Regions from separate parts of the Mus musculus genome. Here region 2 is linked to region 1. A link is a contact called in ENCODE Hi-C or POLR2A ChIA-PET data. All regions are on one chromosome and are shown on one strand. Each heading gives the region's core, a stretch centred on a gene start or an enhancer-like site at or near the end of the contact. The rest is flanking DNA. Distances are from core to core; before and after follow the strand shown. Region 1 holds the start of Nupl2 (nucleoporin like 2). Region 2 has its middle 23 kb from the start of Fam126a.

Region 1 (7,134 bases), core at 3,462-5,961:
TTTCTCACAAAACTTCTCAGATTTTTGGGACTTAACTGTACCCAGTTACTCATGAAATAATATATTCAGTCCAATTAAATGAAATATTATACATTTTTGTATAAAATATTAAGCTTAGCACCCATCATTAATTCATATGGTTTTACTCAGCAGTGTAAAAAGCACTCTATGTCCTCATTCTCTATGCGAGAGCCAATCAGTAGGAACGATTGACCAACAGAAGAAAAGCTGTTGGAAGAAATTTCTAGATTACTAGAAAAGCACTGATAATTGTAGCCCAGTAGCATATGGATTTTAAAAAATACAGTTTTCTTTTCTCCTAGCAGAACATGTTAGAGGTAACTGAGTTTTCTCTAAAAGTTTTGTAATAATTGGCATTAAGTATATCATTATTCATTGCTTTTATGTGGACAACAAATTACCAAACGGCCTATTAATTTTTCTCAGTAATGTTTTGCCCTTTGACTATGTATGAAATGTGCCATGTTAAACTGTCAATCAATGTTTTTATCTGATATTAAATATTTTTAACTTAAATAGATTTGCTTTGTTTATTCATTCTACGTGTGTTCATTAATATTTCTTAAATTTGTGAAAGTTTCCATTTAAAATTTTTCTCTGAATGGAAGTTAGAACAGACTCTAAAATGTTTAAATTAAAAGTGAAGTTGAAAAGTGACAGGATTTATCTGTCAAGTTCTTATGTATAGACAGCTTTATTGAGATGTAATTCATAAGCATACAGTTCACCCATTTAAACTGTACTAATGTAGTGGCTTTTAGTATGTCTATATGCGGGGCTGGTGAGATGGCTCAGTAGTTATGAGCACTGACTGCTCTTCCAAAGGTCCTGAGTTCAATTCCCAGCAACCACATGGTGGCTCATAACCATCCGTAACAAGACCTGACGCCCTCTTCTGGAGTGTCTGAAGACAACTACAGTGTACTTACATATAATAAATAAATCTTTTTTAAAAAGTATGTTTATATGCACTGTGTACAGTCATCATTGTATTTTTCAAGTGTTTTCATAACTCCTCCGAAAGAAGCCCTGTACTTACTGTAGTCACTCCTATTCCCATGTGCTAGCTTGCTACACTGCTACAAACTACTGCTTGCTTAATGGATTAAACCAACCAATATATTTTCACTGTTTAGGAGGCCAGATGTCTCAAATCTGGCTTTTGGAGGATTGGGCAAAACCGCCACACACCCCATTCCCACCCCTGCTGCTGGTTGCCAGTAGTCCTTGACATTTACTTCTTAGTTTATACCTAGAGCTGCACTGCAGTCTTACACCTTCATCTTCTCATGGTCATTTCTTTCTCTTGTGTAACTATTTTCACTTAGTTCTTTTGTAAATAGCATTTATTTGAACCATTCTTTTTTTTAACTTACATATGAATGAATATATACCATCTGTATGCCTGGTGCCCACAGAAGTCAGAAAATGGGGTCAGATCTCCCGAATCTGGTTGTGAACCACCACGTGGGTTCTAGAAACTGAACCCAGGTACTTAGAAGAACAGCTAGTGCCCTTAACCTTGGAGCCATCCCCCGCTGGCCTGGAGTTAAGATACCCACCCTCTGCTTTCTAAATGCTGTGACTAAAAGTATGCACCACCACATCAGAAGGATTCTAGTACTTTGTCTTAAACCACTTACATCTGCAAAGATCCTGTTTTCAAGTAGAAATGCATTCTGGAGTTCTGGATAGATAGGAATTTTGTGAGGAACACTATTTAACCCAGTACACTCTTACAAACTCCAGCCTTAGACAACCTCCACCTCTAGACTGTAAAATGATCTTTTATTCACTTGATGTAATTGTCATCTCAGGCTCACTGCCTCTGTCTGCTAACCTAGGTGAGGTCCTGGAAGCTTCCAGCCTCCATACAATCTTATCTAGGCCTAGAATGTTTTCATCTTTTGAGACTTACTGCTGAACAAGCTCACCCTTTCTAGCTCTTTCTATACTCTGGCTGGTTCAACTTAGCTGTTCTGGCTCAAACTGATTCAATCTGGCTTCTCAGTCTCTGACTGTTGTAAATATTTTTATGTAAGATGTTGAAATTTGCACTATTTTAAAATGTGGCTATTTGAGCTGGGCAGTGGTGGCACACGCCTTTAATCCCAGCACTTGGGAGGCAGAGGCAGGCGGATTTCTGAGTTCGAGGCCAGCCTGGTCTACAGAGTGAGTTCCAGGACAGCTTAGGGCTACACAGAGAAACCCTGTCTCGAAAAAACGAAAAAAAAAAATGTGGCTATTTGAAGCTGGAGAGGTGGCACTGTATCTTGCAGAAGGACCTGGGTGTGGTCCTTTGCATCCACTCGGAGGCTCACGATCATCTACAACTCTAGTTTAGGGGGATTCAGTGCCCTCTTTCTAGCTACCTCAAGTACCAGGCACACAATGAAGCACATGCATACATGCAGGAAAACATGAGAAAAATTGTTAACATAGCTAAATTTTCTGATGACAAAATACTCATTTATTACACTGTAATCACACTGATAGAGCAGTTACCCCTGTAGAATAGGCAGCACTGTTAAAATATTTTGACTATATTAGCTGTTCTTTTTAGGCTGCTGATTAACTAGAACACATAACATTTTATAAAGCTTTCTATAAAGTTCCTTTACTCCTAATAACCTGTATCATGTTCCTAATAAGAACACGTCTTCCCCCAAACCAGAACTATCATTCACAATTCTAAAGGATAATGGGTAAAAGTAAACTATTCAAAGTATATTACTTCATATACAAATTGCTTTGTATTCAAATTTCTTTGTATATAAAGTACATTTCATTACTTTTTCAAAAAGTTCCTTTCCTATAATGTACTCTGCTTTCATTTCAGTAGATACTGGGTTTGTCAGTGTTCTGTCCTTTGAAGTGCTTTATTTTGATGATACATGGGTTTTACTTTTGAGAATCACAATTTGAGTATGAATGTTTAGTAGACAAAACTTGTTCCATATTATAACAGTAACTGTGGCTCTGTGGTCTAGTTTTTAAAACTTGTCATTATAGTGTCATGAAAATGTTTGAGTCATGAGGCATTTTAATACACCAATATCAAAATGTGCCATTTAATAAAGTTATTCAACTAAATCTATATTCTTTTTTGACTGTTTGCATTAGGTAAAATCCAATTTACTCCATCCAATATGGCACCAAACCAGTTCTCATTAAACTTCAGTAAACTGGTATTATGAAAGAGCATTTTGTGGGTTGCAGCATTAAATCCTGATTGATCCTTTTGAACCCCTTAATTTTTCCTCCAAAGATTTTTAAGGTTTCACTCTGATATTACCAGTTTTACTCCTTTTAAACATAACTCAATTTGTTGTGGGCGGGTGTGAAGATTCAAAATAGTGGCAGTTCTCACTTTGGTAAGCTGAGGCAGGAGGATGACTGAGACCATGCTAGATTACACCTACATATAGAGCTATCTAGATTGTGTTTCCTATTACTATGACAAACCCTGGTAAAAGCAACCTCAGAAGCATGTGTTGATTCTGGCTCACAGATTAAGGTACAGTCTAGCACAGCTTGGACGGGATTTCAACAGGAGCATGAGACAGCTGGGCACATTGTATTTGCAGTCTAGCAACAGCAATGGATGTTCAACTTGAATTTGCCTTTTTATTCAGTGTGTGCCCACTCCTTTGAGAATGCAGTCCTCATTAAGGGTACATCTTTCCAGTTCAACCTTTGTGAAAGCATCTTCACAGACATGCTCAAAGGTGTGTATCTATGGGGATCTAAGTCTGACCCTCCAAGTCCAGAGATTTGTGTCTATGGTGATTCTAAAAGTAATCAAGTTGACAGTATTTACCATCACAAGTGTTAGGATTACTAGTTAGAGTTTTGCTTTTGATCTCTCCATCCTCTAGCATAACCAAAATATAAAATGAGACTCAAGGTATACTTTGAGTCTGAGGAGTCTCTAAGCTGCCTTCAACTCTTAGTTTATCCCCATTCTCCAATTTTAATTTCCAAGAGCAATTTCATTTCATTGTTATATAATGTACTTGTTTTATACTGATACAGGGTCCTGCATGAGAACTGTAAAGATAATAAATGAAACGTAGTGGGTGTACGGTTTTGATCTTAGCACTAAGGTAGGTGGATTTCTGTGGGTTCGAGGCCAGCTAGTAAGACCGTATCTCAACAAAACAAACAAAACAAACAAAAAACAGTAAATTGGATACTTTCAGAAAACCTTTATCTGAAACTGCTCCTGAGGAAAATCGGGCTGCTTCTGTGTCGGTTTTACTCTTTGTCATTTTTCCTGATGAAATTTCAAAAGGCAACATTTACGTGAAATTTTAAGACATTACCGACTAAGAAACTAATAGATGCTTTTCGCCTGCATTGAGTCCTGTTTCCTGGTTACAGCTGGCTTTCTGTAAATAATCTCTCTTGATAAACAGATTTTTTTTCGTTGTTAAGCCCATTTTTACCTCCCCCCCCCCCAAGTAAATGTAAAGAACGAATGAGTCTCGCAGACTGTATACAGCCAACTAGAGGGTTGCTGGTTGTCTGCTATATCTGGTATTCTCTAGATTCGGGTCCGGGTTCAGGTCCGGGTCCGGGTCCGGGTCAGGGATCCAACGACCGCGTCCCATTTCAGCATACCCGAGCGCTGACAGCTCTGCTCTTCTTAAATCCCATTGGCTAAAGCCCACGCGGCTCACGGCACACTGGTCACAGAGCCTCTGGGCGCGGGGCGATGACGTCACACTAGCCGGGCCTCGGTTGCTGGAGCCTGGGCCCTCGCCGGCGACCGCGAGCAGGGTCGAGCTGGGACGGCGCTACCATGACCATATGCCAGTTTTTCCTTCAAGGCCGGTGCCGCTTCGGAGACCGCTGCTGGAACGAGCATCCCGGCGCCCGGGGTGCGGGCGGGGCTCGGCAGCCGCCACCGCAGCAGCAGCCACCCTCAGGTGACGGTCTGGGAGCCTTGAGCCAGGGCCACTTGCTGCGGACGCACACCTCCACCCCGGGCCCCTGCCCTGGCATGCGACGTCTCACCCCCAGTAGTTTGACAAGTCGTTTCTGATCGTCACACGTGGACAGGCGTTTGGACTTGGGTGCTCCTGTCAAACACTGCGTTTTTAAATTAGAGATATCTTCATCAAAACCTCCTTTTTGGTGAATGGCAGTGGTAGGGAGAATTCACGTGGGTTCATTCAGACCCCTTTCTCTACTCTTTCCCCTTCCTTGTCCGTGATCACAAGCTCTTAAAATCTGGGCTTTAGTTAGTAGCTTCCGACACTGGGTCAAGAACCTTACAAGTTTTGTGGAAAGGGTATTCAGGGGTTAGACATTAAACCAGCACAAAACAAGGTTTTAGAAGTCAGATAAATACGTTTTGTTCTCTTAATTTTGGAACCTAGTTTTTTGTTTGTTTTGGTTTTTAGGTTTTCAGAGATCGGCTTTCTCTGTGTAACAGCCCTAGCTGTCCTGAAAAACTCTTTGTAGACCAGGCTGGCCTTGAACTCACAGAGATCCACCTGCCTCTGCCTCCTGAGTGCTGAAATTAAAGTCATGTGCTACCACTGCCCAGTGGAACCTAGTTCGTGACGTTGTCAGTGGGTGCTTCTCTTTCCCCTTCTCTTTAAGGCTCCTCCAGCCCCTGTGTTCATGCTGGTTTCATATTTCCAGTCTTTTCGTGGAGGAGACAGATTGTATCATCTACAATGCTTCTAGTGAAAGACTCCAAATTAGGAGTCAGGTTCCGATAGATACTGGTATACTCCCAGGGACTGCTGAGAGGAATGTTTGCCATTTGGTCTCTGGAAACCTACTTTAAATGTAGTAATTTGCAAGTAAATGTTCAGTAGATAGATAATTAGGGGAAAAATACAAATAAAACTTTAGAATGAAAAGAAAGAAAAAGAATGCTTTGTAATTTTAAGGCCCACATTTGGGCCTTAAATACCTCTCTCTTTCCCTCTGCTCTGCTCCATCTTACGTAGCTTCCTGTTCCTCCTCCTGTGAGAGCTGGGCATATCCTATTCTGTCAAATTTTTCTCTGATTTGTCACTTTGTCTGGCACTCAATTAGATACCACTTTCAAACATAGCTGCTTCCTTCTACAGACTAACTTTACTTTCGATGTCTGAGATTAAAGCTGTGTACTAAAGGCATGTCTATTTCAGCCAGAGGAGTACTCTATCAGTCTGTTTTTAGTATATATTAAGTGATATATTTTCTAAATCCTAAGATAAATTACCTTTATCCTAGCATAAACTAGGAAGTGATAAGATTAAAAACAGTATCAAAACCTGAAACAAGTCCTATTGGCTTATTATTATTATTTTATGAGTTGTTAGAAATCTACGCTATACTTTACCTATTAGTAAGCTCTGCGATCTCTATATGAAGGATAGGTTGTGGGCATTGTGTCCACAAAGTAAAGACAGAGGCAAACACTTTTTAAATACCTATTTAAGGACAGAAAGTAAAATTTAACCCTTTTTATTATCCAGTTTATTCATTGTTCTCTTTCATTCATTGTCTCTATGGCCCAGTGCAGAAGCATACACACACATCCAATGATAGGTCAAATGAGGGCCTTGACCGAGCTGGGCTCACCGCAAAGCTTTTAGAGATGTTTAGAGTATTTTTTATTTATTCCCTCATGGTCAATTTAATAGGCTTAACACTGAACTCACCGATATGTCTTTATATTTCTATGATCACATTGATCTCACTTTGTTGTTGCTTTTTGTCAGCTTGGGTTTTGGGGTTTTTATTTGCTTTTTGAGATGAGGCCTCACTATATAGTTCTGACTGACCTGGAACTTAGAGACCTGCCTGTCTCTCCCTCCACAGTGCTGTGATTAAATTCTTACACCAACACACCTGGCCTTGATCTCATTTTTTAATATAAAGAGAACATTATGTGACTTGTTATAACATATAACAAACTATAACTCATAAAGGGATTGTCATTTAAAACTAGTAGAAAATAGCACTGTGTATAATGTCAAGACATAATAACATAAAATGTAATAGAGATCTTCAAGATTGGAAAAATTTACCAATTTTCTGATTGTTTGTTTTCTTGATTATTTTAGGGAATAACCGTCGAGGGTGGAATGCCAGCAGCCAGAGGTACTC
Region 2 (7,134 bases), core at 1,630-4,129, 110 kb before region 1:
GTGTCCTTGTGATATGGTGGAGCATCTTTTGGATATATGCTCAGGAGTGCTGGGTCTTCAGGTAGAACTATTTCCAATTTTCTGAGGAACTGCCAGAGTGATTTTCAGAGTGGTTCTACCAGTTTGCAATCAAAGGGCTCAAAGTGGCAAAATTCACTGAACACTTTTTCTCAAACAAAACACACACACACACACACACACACACACCAAATCCAGCACTCAGGAGGCAGAGGTAGATGGATCTCTGAGTTCAAGGCCAGCCTGGTCTACAGAATGAGTTCTAAGACATCCTTGGCTACCCAGAGAAATCTTGTCTCAAGAAATCGAGAGAGGGAGAGAGAGAGAGAGAGAGAGAGAGAGAGAGAGAGAGAGAGAGAGAGAGAGAGAGAGAGAGAGAGAGAGAGAGAAAGAGAGAGAGAGAGAGAGAGAGAAGGGAAAATATCAAAGACTATTGGGAGCCTGCTAGAGCCAGAGAGATCTGAGAACTTTACCTTCTAACTGGCACAGCCATGCCAGCAATTGCCAAAGCATTTTGCTTGTTTATTTTCTTTTGTTTAGGGAGCAACAACTGGACTCTCAGACTTTATTCCTGTATAGCATTTACATTTGAAAAAAAACCAATTGTAGATAATATAGATTTATGTCATTCTTGTCCGCACACGAGTTGGCAAGATTCAACTTAACATGATACTACTTAATTCCTGGATTGGCCCTAGGGTGCAGATAACTCACCCAGGTCTGAGTAATGCTGGTCCCTGCTCTCAGACACTCTGCTCTGTGCCACACTTTCCCACGGTCCACATCAAACCGACGTCACAGCTCTCACATCATGTGGCTCGGCTAACTAAGCCTTCTGTCATGAGGCAGAAGAATAACGGCAAGAATATAGAATTTGATTTCAGGCTATCATTTGAATCTTGAATTAATTAATCACTGTGCATGATTTTGGACATGTTAACTAGTTCCTCTGCAACTTTAATCTTTAATCTGTGAAATAATGTGTTCATGATGTCTGTAATGGTTAAAACATGTAAACGAAGTAGGATGAAACACATAAAGGTATTTCCCACAATGCCAATGAGATGCCAAAGCTTTTAAATTCAGACTCCATTTTAGAGAACCTGACCTAAGTGTGAACTCAGGTAAACTATCAGGCTGGTATCTAGCATTAGTTTCTAAGTTGCCCTCCAACAAAACCTGAGCTTAGCTCCAGTCTCTAGGCCCTCCAACAAGACCGGTGTCTCCAGGTTATTCCCCCAACAAACCTGCACCCCAGGTTACAAGCCCACCTTCTACCTAACGACCATCAATGCAGAAGGGAGCGGAAGTTAAGTTTATGACATGACGCCCAGCACCAGCCAATCATGTTAAAGGCCACAAGAGCTTCCAATTAGATGCTTGCTCAGGTACTTCCTGCTTGCTGCTTACTATAAAACCTTGCCTCATAGACATTCGGGGCTCCACCACCACCAAAACCGTCCTGCATGACAGCAGGCGGGGCACTGGGGTGGGTGGGGTGTGCGAGCTAGCTCGAATAGAATAAAGCCTCTGCTGTGAGTTGCATCAGATCCGCTCCTGTGTGTGTTTGGGGGATCACTAACATTTCCCTGGCTTGACACACAGTTGCTGCTTGTTCCCTCCCTGCCTGCCGCCCTGTGGAGAGTATTATCTGTGAGTGAAGGGGGAATATTTTGGAAATTTTATTTATCTCCCCAGTTAAGTATTTTCACTTGTAAGTGACCTTGTAAAGTACAACCAGAAATAGGAAAAAATAAAACAAATCTGCCTGTGGCCTTTTCCAGACCTAAAACGCAGACAAGGACAACTCTGGAAGCTCTTGTCCTTCTCCCCATGTCTGTCCCTTCTCAACCATTTCATCCCACCGTCTTCATCCAGGAGCTTTGAACCTCTCCCGACCCCTGCTATACCTTTGCCCATGTGGATCAGCTGATCCTCCAGAGCAGCGGGACAAACTGCTGTGGTTTCCCTGAACACTGCTGGCTCTGAGCAACCATAGTAAGGAGGGAGGTTTTTACCACTAAGCTCAGCAGAGTGAAACTGTGGCTTCATGGTTCACTCCGCGGCTTATGAAGAACTGTTTAGGACATTTTTTTCTGTCTCTTTATCATCTTTAACAGTGAGAAATGACAGCATTAGGAAGCATTCACTTTAAACTCTTGGACAGAAGTTCCTAGGTTTGCTTTGAGTTTTAATGTTATAGTTGGTAGTAGGTTATTTAATTTTGTCATCTTGAAGACTAACAGGTACTTTGGAGAAAGTTTATAATAAATAGCTTCTGAAGTTATTTGATGTTCTCTCTCTCTCTCTCTCTCTCTTTTTTTTAACTTTATTTGAGCACAGTGGATGTTTATGGTTTTGTGCTTTATGGGGCTGAGGCCAAAGGCCCTTACAGACAGTTTTTGAAGCAAATATTTGCCATCCACTTAGAGAACGACTCTATAAAATGTTCTTTATTGTAATTGAGATGCTCTACCAATCACAACACTGAATGTATATTATTGCATTTCTGATTCATTGAGAAAACACAAAATAATAAAAGTTTGGTTTATTCCTTCTCTACCACAATGTCAGGAATACCCATGGCAATTTATATTGTTCTTCACGAGCAAAGGAGATTATAAAATTAAGAAAAACATCCTAAATCCCATTTATTTGTGGTCATTATTAATCACTATACTTGAGCTGTTATACATAATTATAATGTATAATTATTCTAACTGCTGCATGAATATATTTTTGATTACTAGAGCGAATGCTGGCTTAATGCCAAGGACCTTGACATTCCATGGGCTGAAGGCCAAGGACACCAGCGGTTTGTTTTGTTCTGTTTTTCAAGACTTCCCCGGAGACTGCACTGAATAGATTCTACTGACCACAAATGAATGTTATATTTTTAACCTCCCTGGAAAGATATGAATATTTCTAGTAACAGGAGTCAAATTACAGACGAGCTCAAGGGCCCTGCTGCCCGTCCCATGATCCCTCGTTAGCTTCCCCTTAAACAAGCATTTGCATACGTGTGGGTATCAGAGCTCTTGGTAAAATTAACTTAGTAAACTAAAGATGTGGAGCAAAGCAGAAACATAGCTGCTAAGGGTCTCTGGAAAGACAAAAGGAAAGAAGGGCGTCACCCACCATGAGCTGGAAGGAAGGAGAAAGACCTGAGGCAGCATCACTCACTTCAAGCCTTGCAACACCATCAGACTAGAGTCTAGATATGTACTCTAAGTATTTCTGTTATAGGAAATATTAAACGAAATATGTACAACACTTAGATTTCTTATTCTGTAGCATTCTAATTATTCAGGTCTATATGCAAATTCTGTATTCATTTGATCCTTTAGCTTGTAAGCAGTCAGCAAAGGATACTGAACAAACCTGCTTAGTCATGGTGCTCAAATGCTGCAACCTTTGCATACATGTTCATGAAATGGCATTGAGATTGACTCCTGCCATAGTGCCCTGGTGGCATAGTCACTTGTTAGTTTATCTACAATTTGTTACTGAAGGGTTACTAGCTCCTGTGGCCCTGAGTGTAGTTATAGATGTTACCAGTGAAACATTTTCCTCCTTCTGTCTTCTCAAGGGAGAGAGCACAGCTAAGAGACACACACAGTCTAAGTGGAGTTTACTTAGCAATGCAAAGGGTATACACTCTGGAGAGAGAAAGCGCAGCAGGTACACCCAAAGGGGGCAGTCGGTAGCCCTCTGGTTCTTTGTGGTGGATTTTTAAGACGTTGTTGTGAATGTTCATGAGACGTGCAGAATATTTATGTAGGAAGGTGGTCCTTTTTCCTTCCCCACACTATGATGGACAGATCTCTCTCTACTAGGATATTTCTTCCCATGATTTTCTTAGAAAGGGAGGAGGTCAAGACCTCAATGTAAATATGGAAACTATATCATAATGAATTCCAGGTCTTTTGCTAGTGCATGTGTGTGCCAATTTCTGGGTTTCTAATACAATAGAAAGAATATAACTGGGCTGGAGAGATGGCTCGGTGGTTAAGAGAACCAACGGCTCTTCTGAAGGTCCTGAGTTCAAATCCTAGCAACCACATGGTGGCTCACAACCATCCGTAAAAAGATCTGCTGCCCTCTTCTGGGGTATCTGAAAACAGCTACAGTGTACCATATAATAAATAAATAAAGAAAATTTAAAAAAAAGAATATAACTGCAACATCAGAAATGCTTAACAGCCAAAGGGCTTTCAGAGGATGTAGAGACACAATTACCAACACACAAAATACAGCTACAGTTTTCTTAGTTCCCTCAAGCTTAATTTGCTGTGTAGATAGTCCAACATAAACCAAACAAGATTTTTAAGTAAGTTAAACATCAAACAAAAGTAAAACAGAAAGAAAATTGGTTCTACTCATCCTTATTCAAGCAACAAACTGAATAAAATAATGTATAAGAGATGGGTGGATAGCTCCATCCATACGTAAAGTGTCTTGCAGACACACGGACTTCAGTTCAAACCCTAGAATCCACAGTAAAAAACAAAACCAGGTGTAGTGGTACATGCTTGTAATCCAAGAGCTGGAGAAGCAGAGACAAATGGTTTCTGGTGTTTGATATTCAGTCAGCCTGGCCTTCTTAGAGTTTACATCCAATGAGACACTCAGTCTGAAAAACAAGGTCAATGGCCCCTGAGGAATGACACCTAAGGCTGTCATTTGGTCTCCACGCACACACATGAACATATGCTCACATGCACATACATATATACATAAATAACATATAAAGAAACACATAAACATAACACATAAAGAAAGTAAAATATGAATATGGATGAAATGTTAAGAAATGTATAGCCTATTTATTTTATTGCAATAATAGTATTATAGTTAGTCACTGTGTTAGAATGTTGAAATGAAGTGACAAGATAACCTGATAACTTAAGTGAGAAAGATGTGTTTTAATTTAGTAAGAGGTTTCAGAGGTTTCAGCCCATGTTGCTTCTAGATCTGTAGTGAGGTAGAATCTTAAAACAGAAGGAACATGAACTCCCCAGGACAGCCAGAAAGCAGAAAAGAGACAGACAGGAAGGGACCAGTAAAAGTACATATTTTAAAGACATACCGTTAAATAACATCCTATGTCCAACAAGGTTCTACCTAATTTCTATCACTTCCCATCAAATTGTGAATTTGCCGATAATGAAGTCAGACCCTCCATTAGCCAGTCATTTCCCAAAAGCCCACTTCCAAACTCTGCTGCAAGGGAAACAAGGTTTAAATGGCACTGGAGAAACACTTTAATACCCAGCTGTGATGGCTAGCTTTAGTTTTCAATTTGATATAATTCAGAAATCAGCTGGGAAGAGAGTCTCAGTGAGGGATTGTCTACACTGAGTTGGCCTGTGGGCATGTCTATGGGGGACTGTCTCAACAAAGTTAATTGATATGGAAACCTCAGCCCACTGTAGGGGGCACCTAGGCAAGGGGTTCTGAACTGCATATGCATGAGTGTTTTGCCTGTGTGTATGTATATACACCGAGTTCATGCCTAGTAACCTAGAAGGTCAGGGAGGGTGTTAGGATCTCTGATACTGAAGTTATGATTGGTTGTAAGCCACTATGTGGATGCTAGGAATTGAATCCAAGCCCTTCAGAGAAACAGCAAGTACTCTAAACAGATAAGCCATCACTTGTGGCCTTCTTTTGATCAGAGTATTTTATAACAATAAAGTAAATGAAACTAGGATGCCAACTATGACAAATATTTTTGTTTGTCTAGAACATTTACCTTTTGAAAGTACATATTTTTTTCAAATGAAGTAACATCATATCTATTTCTACTGCAAAATAGATGAGTAGAAGGAGGAGATGTTAAAGAAATAGTAAGCCAGTAAAAAGGGAATAAGATTGAATGAATTAGTCATTGAAGATAAATGAGGGATATATAGGCTTCATTACATCACATTGCTTTCCCTTTTGTTTATATTTAAATTTTCCAGTAATTTCTATTTATTTTTCTAGGTATGTCTTTAGCCAGAGTGATGAATGAAAATTTCAAAGGCTTTGGAGTCAAGTAAAACAATTACAAAACTTGTTCTTTTCACAAACTAGTTAATAAAAGTCCTGCCTGAGGAAAGATTAGTAAAGTAGTGATTGTTGGGGGTCCAAGAATCACCCCACAAACCACATGAACACCCATCTCAGTCAGACAGGGATGGTTTATTGAATGCTCACCCTAAGACTCATTGATCAGGACCATAGCTCACACAGAGGCTGAGCCACAACATTGAACATCTTTTTCTGTCAGCTTATAAAGGAAAAAAAAAAACATAAAAATCACAGTGAGCTCAAATGCAGGGGCAGGAAGTGCTGCCTGGTGGTCGGCTCTGACTCAAGCCATTTTAGACAAAACAGTCCATATTGACCTTAAATTTGATGGGCCTCACATAAAGCCTGGTCAGATTTCTTAAGATTAACAAACCTCAGACCATGCAGAACTTAACAGGATATGTGATCTGCATGAGTCTGCTCTTAGTCATGTTATTTTTCTTTGTTAATGACTGGCAGCCGCAATATGAAATAGCTGGCAGGCATGGAACAAAATGGCTACAGCTATGCTGGGGAGAAGGGGGCATACTCAACAGTGATACTGACTTCTGCTTCATAGGTATCATGGGAATGAGAAGAAACCACACACAACCCCCTGCAGAGCAGACAAGGAACCAGCCTGCCCCCATCTTAGGTTAAAAGCCATTGTATAGTAAAGACAAAGAAGGTCTAGGCCTGTTTATGATTAATCCTCTATTTCTCAAGAACTGAGCTATGCCCCATTTGTAACCTAACTACAATGGGTCTGGAACGGCAACCATGTCTTTGTTTCAGGAGTTAGTTTGTTTGTTATATCTAACTAACATGAAATACTTATGTTCTGTTCCTGTAACCCCACCTATTTTGCCGGACAACTATTCCATTTGGAAAGTTCCTACCCCTGAGCTATATAAAATTAATGTTTTCCTTACATCTAGGGCTGCTCTCAAAAAATCCCAACTTAAGGTAAGACAGCCAGCCCCAGATGTACCTCTAAAATACAGCTTGCTCTAATTAGATATTCGGGGAATTGGTCTTTCTCCTTAAAACGTTCTGGTTTAA

The links. Hi-C counts contacts between places; a loop is a spot of excess contacts on that map. ChIA-PET counts read pairs that join two places held with the same protein, here RNA polymerase II (POLR2A).
Region 2: a map of mouse embryonic stem cell shows a loop between it and region 1 (2.2-fold over the local background). The contact joins the enhancer-like site here to the promoter of Nupl2 in region 1. A Hi-C loop is called at or near these places in 1 of 37 maps with a recorded cell type or tissue (mouse embryonic stem cell). POLR2A ChIA-PET finds 5 or more read pairs at or near these places in 1 of 5 experiments (embryonic stem cell).

The regions. Positions count from the first base shown.
Region 1 is chr5:24,160,252-24,167,385 of GRCm38, forward strand. It overlaps Nupl2 (nucleoporin like 2), which reads left to right and starts at 4,712. Exons shown (of 7, transcript NM_153092.4): 1 at 4,712-4,952; 2 at 7,092-7,134. The coding sequence starts at 4,826. Klhl7 (kelch-like 7) reads left to right here. Exons shown (of 11, transcript NM_026448.3): 11 at 1-980.
Region 2 is chr5:24,050,517-24,057,650 of GRCm38, forward strand. No RefSeq gene overlaps it. Among named protein-coding and RNA genes, the nearest start is that of Fam126a, 23 kb to the left of the region's middle. Within about 2 kb of position 2,880, at least 1 of the 3 ENCODE cell types and tissues checked has a DNase peak (open chromatin) inside an H3K27ac peak, as active enhancers do.